Linked DNA regions of Homo sapiens: region 2 is linked to region 1. The links are chromatin loops, found by intact Hi-C in ENCODE. Cell type or tissue: psoas muscle. All regions are shown on one strand. Links, peaks and the distances in the headings refer to the core of each region. The heading gives the core; the rest is flanking DNA.

The links. A loop is a pair of places that touch in the nucleus more often than their neighbours do. Peaks named below come from ENCODE experiments on the same cell type or tissue, not always from the same donor. Only the 100,000 strongest peaks of a DNase experiment are listed, where the experiment ranks them.
Region 2: a loop joins it to region 1, with 9 times the contacts of the local background. A loop is called at or near these places in 6 of 110 quality-filtered maps.

The regions. Positions count from the first base shown.
Region 1 is chr17:55,816,554-55,827,737 of GRCh38, reverse strand. It overlaps a transcript of PCTP not described here. Among named protein-coding and RNA genes, the nearest start is that of PCTP, 71 kb to the right of the region's middle. In psoas muscle, for the core only: no CTCF peak of the experiment used is centred there; no DNase peak of the experiment used is centred there.
Region 2 is chr17:55,721,052-55,728,715 of GRCh38, reverse strand. TMEM100 (transmembrane protein 100) reads left to right here and starts at 5,852. Exons shown (of 2, transcript NM_018286.3): 1 at 5,852-6,097; 2 at 7,581-7,664. The coding sequence starts at 7,646. In psoas muscle, for the core only: no CTCF peak of the experiment used is centred there; no DNase peak of the experiment used is centred there; H3K4me3 peaks cover 4,160 bases; H3K27ac peaks cover 1,658 bases.

The sequences.
Region 1 (11,184 bases), core at 2,534-7,533:
CAGAATGGAGTAAGTTCTTACCAGGAACATGGGATGCTCTAACCCCTCTAACCCCTGATCCCAGTGATGTCTCCTCTAACGGGGAATGTTCCAATTTTGGAGACTGTGGTAGGTTGATAACAACAAAACAAGTTCTGCTAGCCTCTTAGTAAGTCCTGCTGGGTTATGAGCAGTAGGTCTTTTTAAAATATAGGTGTTTCAGCTAACGCTGTGTAACAAGCTTCCCCAAAATCCAGTAGCGTAAATAATAAGTATTAAAACACACCATGCCATCAGCTGAGCATTCTTGTTTCTGTGGGCCAGGCTTAACTGAATTTAGCTGAGCTTACTTATGCTTCAGTGGTCAGCTGTGGTCAGTGGCAGGAGGCTGGCTGAACATTGAACTAGGATGGCATTAGCTGGTGGTTGGCTGGGGTGTCTTGACCTCATGTCCCTCCTTATCCAGCAGGTCAAGGCTTGTTGTCACTGGGGCTGAGCAGGATTCTAAATGAGTGGCAGAAGCATGCAAAGCCTCTGGAGACCTAGACTCCTAAGTGGCACACGGCTACTACTTGCATGAAAGAAGTCACAGGTTAGCTCAGACTCAAAGTGCAGGGAAATAGACTTTGCCTCCCTAGTGAGACAAAGTGCAAAGTCAAATTGCAACGAGCTTGGATACAAGGAGCAATAAAGAATTCTGGCCATTTTTTTTTTTTTTTTGGCTGTTTACCACAGTAGGTATCTTTTGTATCTGTTGTTGTATATTAACAGGTTAAATTACATGAAATGCTATAATAAACAACAAACAAAAAATCTTAGTGGCATTTTTCTTATTCACAACCCAGTCCAATGAGGGGCTGGTGTGTGTTGGAGAGAGAAGAGTGTTTGCACCAAGTAATTTTTCAAGGCTCCAAATTGGATTCAGAATTACCCTATGAATACTCCACATGTAGCCCTCAGGGGAAAGAAGAAAGAGCATGTGAAGGATCACGTAGGATGTCTCAGAGCCCAAACCTAGACAGGCTTACATCGTTTCCATTGGCCGGAACTTGGCCAAGATTTCATGAGCCATCTAACTGCAAAGGCATCTGGGAAGGTTCTTTGATGCCAATGAAGAAAACTAAATACGCTTTGCCTCATGTCTTTAGCGTTATGGCTGTAGCCCAAATCCCAAGGCAACAGAAATCCCGAACTATATCCTTTTCACCAACTTCAGTGTTCTTTCCTCCATATACCTAAGGGGACTGCTGGTGCCAGGCTTAGATCAGATCACCTTCTTTTTTTTTTTTTTCTTATCTTTTTAATCCTTCGGAGATGGATACTCTCATGAAGCATGGCGTTTCTTCAGATGAGGGAAGGGGATGAAATTAGCACCCTAGAGTTACCATCTGTTTCTGGCAACCCTGCTCTAGATATGGATTTGCTTGTGCGTCCAAAACCTGCTAAGCCTTTACACTCAAGTACTTCTGTACCTTCCCAGCTTTTCTGTACCTGCTCCAGAGGAGGCCACATGAGGATGTTCTTGAACTCTGCCCTTTGATGAGCAGAGAACATTTCCCACTGTTCCACATTCAGTGTTCCTCTCCAACATCCTACCACTGTGCTTACCAAGCCACAAAAAAACTCCTCAGATGATGAGACCAGGTACACTGGGTTCAAATTCCAGCTTTGCTACTTACACTTAACTGTGTGATCTCTGGCCAATTACCTAATTTTTCTGATTCTTGATTTTCTCATCTTTCACACTGGAATGATGCCGATTTCTGGGATGATAGTGAGGGCAACTATGATTGTAAAGCATCTACACAAGGTAAGCACAGTATCATCTTCTTTGCTTCTTCCTCTTCCCCACCTCCAGTGACCACATGAGTGCAGTGAAAATGAGGAGAAATGGGATTGGAATTAGCGCAGTCAGAATGAGGAGGAATGGGATTGGAGCTCTATTAAGTGATGTGTAGAGACAGGGTTTGGAGGCAGATGCAATGGAGAGGTGGCATATAACTTGCCTGTGAATGTTTAAATATGCGTTAAGGATCCTGGAGTCATGGAGTTAAGAGAAACCTGTTTTCATTGTTGCAAGGAAGATTTTTTTAAAGAAATATTATGGGCAGAGAGGCTTAGGATTTAATACGAATACATGCATTTTTCTCACAGTTGTGGGACCTTTTCACCATAGTACCATCCTCTGGTAATTTGGAAGTTTACTCAGATGTCACCTTTTTCCCAAACCTGCAAGTCTGTGATAGGCCCTAAGGCGATGCCTATGTAGCAAAAAGATGACTCTACCTTCCCCTGGCAGCCAGGTGTTAAATCATCACTAGATGGCAGTAACATCTAACGCTTAATTTGGTGAATGATCAAAACATTTTACCTTTGTTTTTCTTTTGCTTCTCTATTTCAAGCAAGCATTCACTCAACACAAAACTGAGACAGCCTTGAGTTTTTCTCAATCCTTATTTTGAAGTTGACTTAGAGACTCACAAAATTTTAAAGGGAAAAGAATGGTCCATGTCTCAAGCTACAAACAACTAACTTCTCACTGGGCTCTCAGAGCTCGGATTAAAAGACTTCAGCCATGCCCTCGACATAGAAGAAAAGATCAAGTATCTAATACTCTCCATATTGGACAAAGGGTCATTAATTTGGACAAATTACTTTTTTTCTTAAACAAGAAAAGACATTAAAAAAATTTGTGCACCTGGTGGGGATGAGCCCACTCTTCTTAACGTAAGAGCCATTTAGTTCCCCAAACAAGTTTATTTGAACTTCACTTTTATTTTTTCTCCCAGATCCCTCTCTCTTACTCCCAAATTCATTTGTATACTCAATGCTGTTTTTTCTCAAGGCACCATTAGAATAAAGATGAAAGAAAAAGATTGAAACATTAAAAAGGACTGGCAGTGTTATAAAGTCTATACCGTGCTTTGGGTGTACCAAGGAATCTGTGGCTATGGATCCTAAGATGTTCCAAGAGGGAGTTTAGTGAGGCTTTGAATTAGTCCCAGAGAACTTCCAGGCCATTCCTGGGCCCAAAGCCTTGGTCTTCTCCAAGGCTAAATTTGTTCTGCAAGGAGACTAAATATGAAACCCAGGTCCACTTATCTCTGTGTTCAGGGACCGAGTGACCTACTAAAGGTCCAGCAGGCCTAATAAATGTTGATAACAAAAGCTTCTCTCCCACCATGAAGTAGTTCCAATTACAATTTATCATTGTTTGAGACTTTGATGTTAGATACTTTGCATTGTTGCCTATAGTATTATCAGGCAAGCTGTAAAATGGAGCAGGAATTAATTTGAGACATGCACTAATTAATTTGAGACATGCACTGAGATGGAACAAGGAATAACTCTAAAGGTACAGGAGGTCAGGTCATGCCTACTGTCTTTGGGGCTGTACCTGTTTCCATCTTCATTTTAGAAATGGCTATACCAAAAATTTGCATCTAGTTAGTGGCACCTACACTTAGATTGGTGGAAATTAACCAGTTTAACAGGCAGGTGGGTACACTCTCGGAGGTCTTTGTAAGCAAGAAGACCCAGGTCAGTAACTGGGTCACTGAAACTAGGATCTCCAGAATTGGGACTAGTGCATTAGACAAGTTGATTGGTTGGATTAAAAAGAGAACATCAAGTTTGCAGTTCTATTCTATGGACTGAGTGAATGTATGGGAAGAAGGTAAAAGAAGGGAGCTACCACCCGAACTTAGTCCCCTATGGTCATGAATACCACCAGTAGATCTGAGATCTAATTGGCAGCAAGGAGTGTGGGAGTCCCTCAGACATCTGGGGCCATTAAGTCTCAAGTCTAGACAGTAGACCTAATGTGAAACCAGTCTGCAATAGGGAGTTATGCAGCACTATTCATCTCCATCAGGAATAGCTCAGGCGGAGCTGTGCCTGAAGCTGTGGAGCATCAGCAGAGCTAGCTGTGACCAGCTAGGGATACAGAAGCAGTGAAAGCCAGGCTGGGGCTGATGCAGTGTTGAAAAAGTTGTGTCTCTGGACATGTCCAAAACAGTTGCCACATAGGAGCTCTCTTGACAATTGCCTGGACTACAGTCCACTGAAAATAACATTTCCTATCACAAGGAATTGATATACAAGATTGACATGCAGAAGGGGACACTAGGAGCCATCGTTTTGCCTTGAAGTGAAAACCCAAGACTGCTGTTTACTTCTCTTGCCAGTTTCTAATTTATATATTTACTTTCCAATTTTGCTTCTTCAGTGAATAAAAAAAGATCTGCTGATGAGAAGACAGGGAGAAGAAAGGAGAGCTCTGAGGCGGAAGCTTTGCTGCCATTTTAATATCAGCACTTCCCAGTCGCTACTTTTTAGTCATTTGAAAAAAATGTTTTAAAGGATGAACTTAATTGTGTTTTCTTCTTAGAAATTTTAACTTTGGGTGTAGAATATTCTGTCAATGGTAAGACAACATATCCCATCTGGAATGACACTGAAGGCCATTTTTAAATTTATCAGCAAAATAGAATAAATATTTGTAATACTAGGGTAAAAATTCTGACAAAGCATTGTAGCTACTTACAGGAGAAAAATTTAAATTCTACTGCTCTTTGACCAGCTAGGCAACTGACCTCTAAAAATTTTGATAAGCATATCCTCCAAGTGACAATGGCATTTTATTCATTAGAATGCGAGCTCCAAGAGGGCAGGTAATTTTGTCCATTTTATTCACTGCTATCTTTCCAGTACATAGATGATAGTGAACACATCTGTGAATAATATGTGAATTTCACATCTGCGAAAATACTGTGAATAAATGAATTAATTCAGGGCTTATGAGAAAAAACAATGAGATAAGAAATGATACCTGCACCCATTTCAGTGTTTCAACAAAGACTCAGCTTCTTTTCTCATGTCTTTATCTTTATGTCCTTCCTCTTCCTTCCACTCAATCTATTGCAGAATGTTTGGGTTTGCCAAAAACTTGATGAGGTCTCTCTGATTCTGAGCTTCCCGCTTGGTTCTGCTCTGATTCTAAAGAATCAAATGGAAAGAGCAAAGGATGAGAGTAAGTACAGCCACAAAAATTCCTGGGGATACTTCAGGATGCACAGAATAAGGGGTTTGGATAGTCATGGAAGGATGCAATTCTACTTCTAGCCTCTGGATCACGAGGAATAGAATGAAAGAGTATATTCTTAAATTGTGTTATGTGAGCTGATTTTTATCCTCTTTCTCAAAAACCCTGCAAGAATAGCCATATGCATATTTAATCCCCCCACTGAAATATTCCAACTGACAAAGGGTACCATTGTGCCATTTCCCACAAAAGGGTAACCATGCCTGTGGCTTCTTTCAGGTTTGGATTATTGTAGGCTCTTCGGTCATCTTTTGTCCAAGAAGAGAAGGCCACAGTCAAGGTACTGATTCTGCCAAACTCAGTCAAACATCCTGAAATGTGTTCCAACATTTGGAATTTGACAAAATCCCAGCACATTTGGCTTGAGTCCCCCTTTCCCCTTAATTACTGAGCCCAAACAGAAAATGTAATCCATCTGCTTCACAGTCATTTTCCCAAAACTCATCCAAATGTTCCTTGGTGAGAACTATTTGACGTCTTTGTTTTGTGGGCTTAACACCTTCCTTCTCACGTTTTGTTTCTTGGAACTAGGAAGCAGACAGAGCCAACAGTAACAGGACTCACTTTCAAACGCAAGACATAATCTGTAAAATCAGGTGCTGGGGGTGGAGGGTCAAGAGTCTCACCTCCAGAATGACAGCTGTGACATATCTGAGGGAGAATTAAGGAATTAATTCAGTTCACTGAGGATAGATTCCTTGCCACCCCATATCCACAGCGCCTGGGAGCCAACACCTCACCCCAGTTCCAGGGTGAGAAAGTCAGAGGCAGAGATTTCACTAATTTCTACTGTTTCGTGTTGGTCACTATTGTGAACACCCCAGCCTTGTACACAAGGATGCTCACAAGATCCATCTAATGGCATTTTGTAAGACCCTGAAACTCAAAATGAGACAAAAATGAGTTAAAATCCTAACTAGTATGGTAATTACTAGTTTTGTGACCTTGGGCAATTTCCTTATCTCTGAACTCATGTTTTCCCTTTGTAAATAAAACTAAAAGTTTCCTGGCATATTTATTATGAGACTTAGGTAAGATTACATAGTTTAGCACAGTACCTAGCATTTAGAAAGTGCTAAATTAACAATAGCTATTTGTATTGTTGGTTTTTATGACAGCTTTATTGAGATATAATTCACATGCCATGCAATGAACCAATTTATGTGTACAATTTAATGGTTTTTAGTAAATAACAGAGTTGTACAACCATCATTACAATAAATTTTAGAACATTTTATCACCCCCAAAAGAAGCTCCATATCCATTAGCATCACTTCCCATTTCTTCTTAATCCCAAGCAACTGCTAATTTACTCTTTGTATGGATTTGCCTATCCTGAACATTTCACGTACATGAAATGATATATGATCCTTTGTGAATGACTTCTTTCATTTGACATAATGTTTTCAAAGTTCCTCCATGTTGTACCATGTATCAGTACTTCATTGCCAAATAATATTTCATTGTACAGATATATTATGTTTTATTCAATCATCAGTCATTGGAAATTTGGACTATTTCCATTATTTGCCTATTATGAAAAATGCTCCTATGGACATTTACGTACAAGTTTGTGTGTTGACCTGTGTTTTTATTTCTTCTGTATCTATACTTAGGAGTAGAATTTCAAAGTCAAATGTTAACCTTTTGAACATTAAACCTCTGTGTTCAACATTTTAAAAAACTGCCTTGTATTTTCCAAAGTGGCTGCACTGCCTAACATTCCTTTTAGCAGTGTATGAGAACTCCAACTTCTTCATATCCTTGCCAACACTTGTTATTATTCATCTTTTTCATTATAGCCATCCTAATGGGTGTGAAGTGGCATCTCACTGCAGTTTTAGTTTGCACATCCCTGATTGCTAATTATGTTGAACATACTGTATGCACTTATTGGCCATTTGTATATCTTCTTTGGAGAAATGTCTATTCAGATTATTTTCCATTTTTTAATTAAGTTTTTGTCTCTTGTTGTATCATTTCTTTATGTATTTTAGATACAAGCCCTGCTGTAGCCTGAATGTGTTTCCTCAAAATTCATATGTTAAAGTCTAATCACCAATGTGATAGTATTAAGATGTAGGGCCTTTAGGGGTGATTAAGTTATGAGAGTAGAATCCTCGTGAATGAGATTAATGACCTCATGAAAGAGGTTCGAGGGAGCTATTCATCCCCTTGGCCCTTTCATCCCTTCTATCATGTGAGGACCTAATAACAAGGCACTATTTTGGAAGCCCAGAGCAGCTCTCACCAGCCCCTAGATTTGCTAGTGCCTTGATATTGAATGTCCCAGCCTCCAGAACTATGAGAAATAGATTTCTATTACTTATATAAATTACCTGCTCTTCAGTATTTTGTTATAGCAACAGGAATGCCCCTTATCAGATATATGATTTGCAGAAATTTTCTCCCATTCTGTGCATTGTCTTGTCACTTTCTTTATGGTTTCTTTTGAAGCACAAAAGTTATTAATTTTAATAAAGTTACATTTATCTATTTTGTTTATTTTTTTGCTTATGCTTTTGGTGCTAGATCTAAGACATTATTGGCAAATCCATAAAAAAATTTGCCCCTATGTTTTCTTCTAAGAATTTTATAGCTTTAGCTCCTACATTTAAGGTCTTTGATCTATTTTGAGTTAATTTTTATATACGGTGGCAGGTGATCTAATTTCATTCTTTTGCATATGGATATCCGGTTGTCTCAGTACCATTTGTTGAAAAAGATTATTCTTCCCCCATTGAATTTTCTTGATACTCCTTCATGGAAAATCAATTTATTGTAATTGAGAGGGTTTATTTCTGGATCCTCAATTCTATTCTATTGATTTATATATCAATCCTCATGCCAGTACAACACCATCTTGATTACTGTAGATTTGTAGCAAGTTATTTGTAGTAAGCTATTTTTTTAGGCAGGGTCTCACTCTGTTAGTGCAGTGGAATGATCACAGCTCACTGCAGCCTCAACCTTCTGGGCTCAAGCAATCCTACCACCTCAGCCTCCCAAGTAGCCAGGACAACAGATGCACACTACCATGGTTGGCTAATTTTTTGTTTATTTATTTTGTGGATTTGGGATTCCCTATATTTCCTAGGCTGGTCTTGAACTCCTGAACTAAAATGATCCTCCCACTCTCCTACCTCAGCCTCCCAAATTGCTAGGATTACAGGCATGAGCCTCTGCACCCGGCCTGTAGTAAATTTTTATATCAGGAACTGCAAATCTTCCAATTTTGTTCTTCTTTTTCAATATTGTTTTTCTATATATAAAATTATGTATCCTCAGATAGTTTTGCTTTTTCCTTTCCAATCTTAATGTCTTTTATTTCTTTTTCTTGCCTAATTACCCTGGCTAAAGCCTCCAGCACAATTTTGAAAAGGAGTGTTAAGAGCAGACACCTTGGTCTTATTTCTGATCTTAGGGGGAAAGCTTTTAGCCTTTCACAATTAAGTATGTTAGCTGTGGTTTGTTCATAAACACCCTTTAGCAGGTTGGGGAAGTTCCCTTCTATTTCTAGTTTGTTATGTGTTTTCTATCATGAAGGGGTGTCGCTGTTATTAAACAACAATGCCGCTGTTTTCTTTTTCCCGTTTTTCCTCTCTTCTTTCCTTTTCTTTTTTTTTTTTTTTTTTTTTTTTTTTGATTTCTTTCCAGAGCCTGGTAGGACACCAGGACAACATCAGGAAAGAGGAAGCCACAGGCTGCCATGCATTCACTCCCTGAAGTGCCCTGTGAGCCAGCATCTGCCACCTCCTCCCTCCTGGCCACCCTTCTGACCGTGCCCTTGCTGTTCTGGCACAAGATGCACCCCTCCCACTTTGATCTGCTTCACTGGCTTACCATCTTCTAGTTTTGGGGTCTGTGGCTTCCTGTCACTCTTCTTCATGGTTCGGATCTCTTTTCTACCTCTTTCCAGGTGTCCTACACTGCTTTGGCAGCTACTGGTGTTTGGAAAGCTAAAGGCTATTTTCCAGACAGAAGAATTTCCTTTTCACTCCTGTACCCAATTTAATTCCACAAATATTTCATGACCACTTTTTTCTCATGCCAGTCATTGTTCTTGTTTGATCCTAGTAATACTCACAATAACCCTATGAAGTTGTTTTTTGTTTGACCCATTTTACAGAAGAGAAAACAGAGCCTCCACATAGCTAAGTAGTTTGTCCAAGATTACATACATAGTAAGTGGAAAAACCAGAATTTTTTACAGATCTGCAAGATCTATCTGCTTAGAGCAAAAAAGAGTGATACTCACACAGTGACAAATGCTGAGATAGAACTCAGGGCACCAGTTGCCATGTTGGAATAGCCAGGAGGAGCTAGGAAAGTGGTCTTGTTTAAAACCCAAGGCTGCTATTGATCTGGCCTCTGCCAACTTCTCTGACCTCATCTTTCAAAAAATACATGCCTACCCACCCAAGACATGCTGAATCACATCATGCGATCTCCGTTTCTGTGCTTTTTCCCTCTATCTCAGCCAACTGCCTCCCCCATGCAACTGTGAACTTCCAGATGCCTGGCTAACTTCTATTCTTACTTTGAGACCCAACCTTGGATTCGTTTCTCATGAAAAGTCTTTCTGACCCACCCCAAGCTGTGCTGCATCATATCCTGTACATACCTGTATCATGGTACTCACCAAACTTAGGTCTTACTCCCTCTCCCTCTCCCCTATGACCAATCACCAATAAACTGTGAGCCCTTCAAGGTAGAGTCATGGTTAGTTTTCCTCTGTAACCCCTAGGACCCAGGAGAGTTCCTGGCTCATAGTGTGTTCTTAGCCATGGTTTCTTGAATAACTAATTGAAATCTTTGGGATGAGCTCTTGTAGACAGATACCCTCTCTGACTAGATTTAAATTTTCTTTCTGCCCAAATAGATTAAAAGGTGCGACATTTTCTTGTTCTCTTTCAAACTGAGGAATCTGAATTCTAAACCAAGGAGTGCAAGCCTGTGAAATTTGAGCTTCAGACAATAAAGCTACTTTTCCACTTTGTACATGACAACTCACAGTCATCAGTTCTCCATAAGGCAAACCTCACCAAAGATGATAATCCAAAGGAGGAAACCAAGGACCTCACTTTAAATGCACAGCAGGAGCACCCTCCCATTCTACCGGAAGAACTGACCTTCTTAGGTGCTTCCCCACATCCAGGGATCTGCAGTCAAGGCCACCTTTAGGTTAAAAAGCACAAGATGGTCATTTCTTCAGCTATTAAACAAAATAATAACTTGACTTCTGGCTCAATGCCAGCTCAGTGAAAATAAGCCAACTGCAAGAAGAGGAACTTTCTGGACTCTGTGGCAACTCTTAGAGCAAAGTTTTAGCACAGCTACTTTTTGCCTTCTCCTCCAAGAGAGAAAGCTGTGAGGTCAGGTCCAGGATGACAATACCCAACAACCCCCAAAAGACTCTTGGTTTTAATCCTTGCCAATTTCCCTCCAAGCCCTGGCACAACTTGAGCTGAAAACACACATGCTATTTTCATTTAAGCGAGAATGCTGAACCACTGGGTATTTTTTTCCTGGGTTTTCTGTTAACTCTGTCTACAAAATGTGGTTTTAAGAAATATTACTCCTGGTCATTTATCTAACAGACCATACTGTGATCTGTAAGCTCCATCTTTCTTGCAGCTTTCACATTCTATTAAAATGGGATCTTTTACCAGGAAATTTACTCAGACGGGGGAGTTCATTTGAGGTTAAAACTGTAAAGTGGCCAATTATCTCTCAGTCATTGGTTGCATATGATCTTTACCCCAAGCTTTGGAAATAAAGACAACATTTAGCAAACGTTCTGCTCCAAAGCTAATGTTTTGGAAAGAATAACAGCATGTTGGGAATAAATTACATGGTCTTTAGTGCATTTTAGTGTTATTGCCTGTTAACACACACCGTGGTGTGCCAACTTATAAGAGAACTCCAGTCTTCTAGGGAATCGATTTCTGATTTGTTGAGCTGATGGCGTCCGTGTTATATCATTGAACAGACAAGTAGTACAGGGGGCCATGTCTGTGGGACCTCACCTAGGGGAAGCTATGACTCATAGGCTGTCTTTTCATTCTGATACTGTCCAGACCATTAACACGCCATGGGTA
Region 2 (7,664 bases), core at 2,665-7,664, 99 kb after region 1:
GTTGGTGTCCCTGTGACTTTCCTGTTCTGGATGGTAAACTCCATGAAAGCAGAGACCATGCTTTGCCCACTGTTTTGCATCTGCTCAGCTAGAGCATTTAGCAAGTTCCTGGCACCCAAAGGAGCACAGGAACTAAAATGCTTCTGAAGGCAGAGGAATGGCCTGGGTGACTTTTGAAGTGGCCTGACTGCTATGGCATCTTCCACGGATTCCGCAGGTACCAGGCCTATGTCTGTCCCGGCCTCAAACCTACCCAAATCTGCTTAGTAATGCAGCTCTATTTTAATGCTCAGATGTATACAAGGCAAAATACATGGCTTAATCATTCTAGAAGCAGTAGGCACCCCTTTTCAGAGCACTTTTCCCAAACTAAATCTAGTTAGAGGATATCACCCTGAACCCAAGAAAATGAGACTTAAGCTAAACTTAGGAAAATGTACATAATATAATTTTAAAAATGAATTCCTCACAACACAACATAGAAGAAGAAAGAGGTACCTAGATTTGAAACCTGGCTCTGCCACTTTAAATAAAATACAAATACCTGAGAGATGACTGTGTTATGGGTAGTACATGTTAGATGCTTGTGTTAATGTGTCCCTTTCCTCTTCAAACTGAGCACATTGTGTGCGTCAGTTCAGAAGGAAGGAGCCCAGGTTCTGGAGTTAAACCCAGAAACAGGGCCAGTCTCTGAACCTCCATTTCTTTTTTTCCCTCCCCATTTCTTTCTCAGCAAAATTAAAAAGTGACTTGTGAAAAATATCCTCCATGCTCCTCTTACCAAGCCTGCAACTTAAAACCTATGGTTTAAACTGTGCTTTCAATTATCTGGAGGAGGCCAGCACTGATGAGCCCATCCTGAGCCAGTCATTTTAAGGCCAGTGCTACCTAACTGAGACAAGGCTAATCTGGTCGGTAAGTATATTCTGCTCTGTGACTATGGAATGGGGAAAAGCTAACTGACCCTTACAGAGATACCATTGATTATCCGTTTTTAGGACACTTTACATGTTGCGAGGTGATTTCCAATTTCCAGTATCAGATTGGTGTCAAAGCCTAGAAATTGTACAGCGATTAGGAGTCGACTGGGTGCCACACAATGTTTATGTACATAATTTTATGACCAAGACAAGTGATATTTGGCACCTGAGACTAGGGGGAGATTTCTCCTGTAAACGAGCACCAAAGGGCTCCATGCTATCAGGTATAGGGAGGAGTGGCAAAGGGGTGAGGTCATTGTGATCCCTTCCCTTCTCCTCCCTGAAAAAAAAACAAGTATGGTGTGTTTCCTGCAAGCCCCAGAATATGTGAGCCTTAGCTCACTCACTAAGGGAGGCTGACCCTAGGAGTGTGCATTTGTCTTAGGAAAGAAAGTGTCAGCCCATTTTGAGGTAACTCTCGAACTTCGGGCTTCCTCATCTTTGGCCTCCAAAGAATAACGTACATAAACATAAAATGCGATGCAAAATGTATGGGGTTGTATCAGGATGGCAGGAGTTTCGGTGTATATTCTGATTTTGAGACAAGAAAATCAATTCTTCTCATCTGAGGCCAGAATGGTAATTAGTTCTTGTTGAAGTGAGAGATTATTTACTCAGCTCTATTTTTTTATGTTTATGTGACCTTTCATAGTTACTCAGAACAAAATGGGGTAAGAGAATGGGGATTGTAATGTGAATCTAAAAGATGTATGTTTCCCTTTCTATATTCAAATGGATCTTATGAGATTCCCATACCTAGAAATTGACCACCAATTAGTAAAATACAGATTTATATCTAAGGCACATTCATTGTTCCTCTTGGTACTATCAGATCTCTCTATTTAATGTCCTAGACCTCAAAGAAAAGTGTTTTGGAGGAGAAAAAAAGAAAAGGAGGAATAATAACATGACCTGCTATCCAAAATGAACACAGAAGCACAGATCACTTTCCAAAATGTCCATGATTTCAGAACATAAATGCAGGCACACCCTTAAAAGAAGCATTAGAGAGGAGAAAACCTGGCCAGCTTCCCAAATCTCCCTGCATCCAATTGGACTGGGTGATGACTGAGATCAAAGGCATGTGGTGATTGGACAGAAGGCCAAGAGGAACTGGCATCCTCAAGGCTGCTGGAAATTAGCCAGCTCAAACACACCAAGCAAAAGCAAATTGGAAATAAAGACAGGCGAGTAATCAAATGCACATGGGGGCATGCTTCACAAAATGCGAACTTCATGTGTTCCCAGAGGAGAAATTGCCAGGTCTTCAACAGCACAAACTCAATAGGAAAATCAAAACATCCCCTTTTGCAACCTTAGAGCCTGAATCTTTGGCTTCCACTTTAGGGAAATGGGCAAAATGACCTCTTTGTCATAGTACACACCATGCTCCCTGCCCTCCTCCACTCCCAGACCCCTCTCCCCTAAGTAACTTTGTCTTTCATTTTGTTTCTAAAGAAAAAAAAATGAGATTTTTGCAATTTGGGGCATTCTCTCTGGAACAGCAAATGTTCCCAGCTCTGCCGTTTACAATGCCTTTGGTGGAAGGTCACCTCGGAGGTGTGATTTTTCAGTATAACATAATTTCTATGGTGCCTTGACATCCTCCAATGAAGAGCACCAATAGGACCACTCCTCTGACATTAGGGAGAGGGTCCACTCAGGCACCAAATGCCATTCTCACCACTAATCCTAATCTTCCTTGTACTCCTTTTATTACCTGCATGTTATTGGGAAAGAGGATGGTTTATGGTCCCATTCCCCTACATACACACTTTCCAACCCCATACTCCCTTAGAAATGTAGAGCAAAGATTACGAATTCTTTTCTGCAGGTTCTGATTCACAGAGGGAGAGCATCAGAATGGGGGCTTTGGATAGGAAAAACCTTGCAAATTAGTGCCTGAATAAAGATATAAAAAGAGAAAAGTGAAGGAAGATATTCTTCTCAAACTTGATGCCCTTTCTCTCTGTCTCTGTCTGTATACACACACACACACACACACACACACACACACACACACACACACACACATATATATGGGTTACATTTTCATGGAGGACAACAGAGTAAAATCCAGCAGCATTTAAGGGATTTCCTCTTGCCAAATTGTCTCCGGTCCCTTAATTGTGTTTAAGCCTTGCTGAGTACTTTGTTTACGGTCCCTAATGTGGTGATTTGCATCCCCCTGTCTGGGTTGCTCTTGGCAGGGCAGGCAGCTGTCTCAGTCTAACTCTGGCTGGGAAAGGTAAGGATCTTTGCTTTGCTTTTTGAAAGATCTGGGAAGGAAATGTTGAATGTCTATGGGGGTTAGGGGCATAGATATAATTCATGCATTGGAGGCTTTGAGAAAAGTTCTCCAAACTTAAAGGAGTCTCCTAAAGCCATGTGCTTTAGAAAGAACTAGAGAGATTTCCTCTTCTTTGTGAAAATAGAGGGCTCGCAGAAATAAGGCTGGTTGCATTGTGGATGAAATTTTGCATTTGGGGGCAGGTGTCCCCAAAGGATGCCCAGGGGTGTTTAATACTTTGTAGACACAGAGTGGAAGGAGGAATAAACATTCAGAAACAACAGGCATAGATCACTAGGAATTCTCTTTGAATTTCAATTTGAAGAGGTAAAGTCAGTTAAAGCTGCATGTGTCAGTGGTTAGGATGACAGGCTTCTATTCTTCTGATACAATGTCTGCTTTATACCAAAACTTTCTACCTCTTTGAATTTAAAATACAAATCATTGGTTGTCTACTCAGAGTCTAGAGATGTGTACCTGTGTATCAAGGCAGGTGCACACACCCTGTGGAGGAGCATTGGTGTGAATGAGGCACCTGAGCCTGACAAGGTTGAAGAAAGCTTTGGTATTGGAAGTGATGACAGATTTGTGCTCCTAGGACACAGACACACTCACTGCGCCTCATTATAGACTCAGTCAAGGGCTTACTATGAAAAAAGCTGCCATTGTCCTCTCTCTAGACGTTCAATGTTTGCACCTTTAGCTTTGGTAACAGGAAAGCATGCTTTTCAACAGAATAAGGTGATATTCAGAGCTTCAGTGCAGTTATTGGGCTATCTTGCAGGCAAAGTGGTACTAGAAAATAGAGGGGAATTGCCCTCAAGGGCCAGAGTTTGCAGGTGAGAAGACAGCTCTGTTAAGGAGCTTCTCAAGAACCTCCATTGTACGTAGCCAGCGGCCCCCATCTTACCATCTTCCGGGGGCAACTTTGGCAAGTTCTGAAATGCCCTGGTTCTAAGTATTCCTGACCCTCAACACCAAGTGACGGTACTCCTCAGATATGAAAGCTGTCTCTTTAGGTCTGACATTTTTAAAGTGTGAGGATCATGGTGACCAAGGCCTCCAGGTACTTGCCATGACTCCCCCAACCTCAGGGACTTTTCAACTTTATTTTTTATAAGGACATAACCCTCTCTCTGGCTTTCATTCCAGAATAAACAACTTCTGGTCCCTCTCTTTTTGTGACAAGTCATCAGGGTATTGCTACAAGGCAAGGCTGGAGAGAGTGTGCTGTGGTAGAGGAGAGGCGAGATGTTTGAGAACATCCAAGCCCTTTGCCAGCTATTAGAGAAATCTAACAATTTGAGAGAAAGATGGAAAACAAATCTCTTCCAAGAGTTAATTTGGATTTGTGGTTCACAGTATTAATTAGAAGAGGTTATTAACACTTGTGCAGATGAAAAAATGGAGGATGTAAACTTTTAACTACAGAGTGTAGGATGAGCTCCCAGTATTATCTTTTCTCCTCAAAAAGACAATCTTGGGCTTTATATGTTTCAAGGTTTTAAAAATTTCACAGTTTGTCTGTAAGAAAGCATAAACCTATAAAGTCACTTACAGGTTTATGGGGTGGGAAATAGATGTTTAACTTTATTGTTTAAGTATGATGTGTCAAGTTGTATATGTTTGAATGTTTAAAATACCTTGATCCTTAAAGTGGGCCAAGGAACAGAGGTCTCAACATAGGTAGGGAGCTTGTTACAGACTTACTGAATCAGAATCTAAATTTAACAATCTCCCCAAATGATATATATATCCATTAAAGATTAGGGTTCAAACCAAGGGTGTCTCTGTTACTGGGTGATCTTTGTTAAATTACTTAACCTCTCTGAGCCTGTTTCCTCATTTATGAACTAGTGAGAATTAACATTAATATGTGACATTTCTTAATATTGTGCCATGTCCACAGTAGGTGCTCTATAAATGGTAGCAATTATCATGATGATGATAATCTTGGTGCTGCTAAAGTTACCTCCTTGCAAAAGCAGTAAACAATCATGTTTAAATCAATATAACTGGCTTTCCCCCTTAACCACAAACATTTGTGCCTCCCACCCTCATTCCTAAATGAATTAACACTCAACAAGTGGGGTTTTAAGCTTCAGATGACTATCACGCACATATAAAGAATAATGGAAAACCTAGGAACATGGATTTTTGCTGGCTTAGAGACTGAATTCAGCTGCCTGATGACTTCACAGCTGTTTCTGCCACCCTAGAGTATCTGTCCCCTCGGCTCTGTCCCCTCAGCCGGGTCTGCAACGCTGACTCTGGGATTTTCTTATAAAAATGCCTGATGGACGGGAGGAAGATCTGGAGGTCGGCGGGGGAAAAAATGAGTCATTCAAATTCACAAAGCAGTCCGCTTAGTAAATGCTGCAAGAGAAAAAGTAAAAGCTGGCTCCTGTCTCTGGGGAATCTGTAGAAATGATTCGGACTCATCATGTCACTGAGCAAAGCTGGGGGAAGCCAAAACTCAGAATCTGCTGGCAAGGAAAAGAACGAAGGAAAAAAAAAAATGTTAGGGAGGGGCAAACCCGAGGGGGAGGGAATAAAAAGAGAGAGGGAGGGAAAGACAAGCGTCATTTAGGAACAGAGGTAGCCTGAAAGAAGCAGGAACTCCAGGATCCCAAACCAGAGCAGACCCTATAGTAAAGTATTTTTACATCTTTTCCTTTCCCCAGAAGAGATCCCTAACCTATTGTTTTATTGACAGCCTTGCTGTTAGAGGCTCTTTCCCAGAAGTTGGACGAAGAGGCTCAGGCGTTGCTGTTTCTTGTCTTCCAAGTCAAGTGGTTACTCTGGTAATGGATTGCCTCTCTCCGAGGTGAGTGTAAGTAATTTGGGGACAGATCTTGATTTTCAGGTTAGCTCAATCTCAGCTTTGGGGTGAAGTTATTTTTTTCAGACATAATCTCAAATATCTTTTAACTGGCCTCACCAGAAGTTAGGGTGTCATTGGACAACAGTGATTAATTAGTTTGGTGATTAAAAATGACATGTGAGTAGGCAGCTCTAAGATTTAGTTTCATTGCTCAGGGAGTGATATTTTGACTTTCCAGAGCAGGGAAGAACCAGTGAGGTTTGATTTGGAGTTGAATTTGTTTTCAGTGGATGCTTAATATATTTAAAGTATGAATCTCATTGAAATGGTCTCAAGTATCTTTCTTTAAACTTGTTCGGTAACTACAACTGCTCAACTGTGTAGCAGCTAGACAGCTTTTTGAGAATGGAAGACAGTGACTCAACCATGTCTGAGCAGCAGACAAGTTTTCACTGATTTCTCATAGACAGCATTTCAACCAGATACTTTTGATCAAAAGTCTCAAGCTTTGTCCTGAAATGTTCAGGTACGAAATACTTAGAAAGGGTCATTGCAGCAAGTTTTATACACAAAGGCATGGAGGAAAATGAAGGTTGTGAAAGTTTCCTGAAAACCTAGCATGCTTATTTGTTTCTGCATGTTGTAGTATACATAATATCGAAATTTTGTGTTGAGCTTAATAGAAAATTTGTGAATTGACAGCTAATTACTCAAATAATTGATTTTATTTTGCCAAGAGAAAGCACAAAATTATATCCTATGAAGGGGTTGAATTTTTTTTTCTTATTTTTTCTCTTTTATAGCAGATTGGAAGATATTGTTACACTTCAGACCACAAATCCCCACCTCATTTTCAATGAATTTTTTGCTGAACTGTCCACCTAAAGTGGGTAATAAAAAGATCCCAGGGAGCAGGTTGCACTGTGTTTAATAGTAACACAATAAAGATTTGTTGGCTGTCATTCAATGGAGAAGAACATCATTTGTTGCTGGCCACTTGCCTTGACATTGATTTTGTGGGCAGCCAATGGGTGATAGTTTGCAAAGAATGCATGTTATGCCCAGCAAGATTGGCGGAGTCTGAGTTGCTGTAAGTTCTGGGATTAATGGTACGAAATATTGTTTGTAATGTATTCTCCTCTTGAATGAGACCATCTTTGGATTAGGATTCAGGCATTTCTGTGTATTCAGAGGAAGGAGAAGCAATAGACAAAGCAGAAAAGCTTGTAAAACTTTTGTAGACCGCCAGGGTATATTAAACACTGTAAGTGCTTCCTGCTTTTTCTGTCTTCCCTTCATATGCATCTGCTTCATCTTATTTTTTGCCTAAATGCAAAGAGAATGCAACCAATTCAAAAAAAGAGTAAAGTTGCTTTTCACATGGATCTGTGCCTCCTAGAAAGGAGGTGCCTCCCCAGCTTTTCATTTCTGCTTACAGGGTGTACATTCTGATACATGTAGCTGACATCTCCTGTTATCTTCACAGCTTTCACCCTGGTGAGACTGTCCAGATCTAGTCTGTAAACCCAGCTTAGAAGCACTGTTGTAAAAATGACTGAAGAGCCCATCA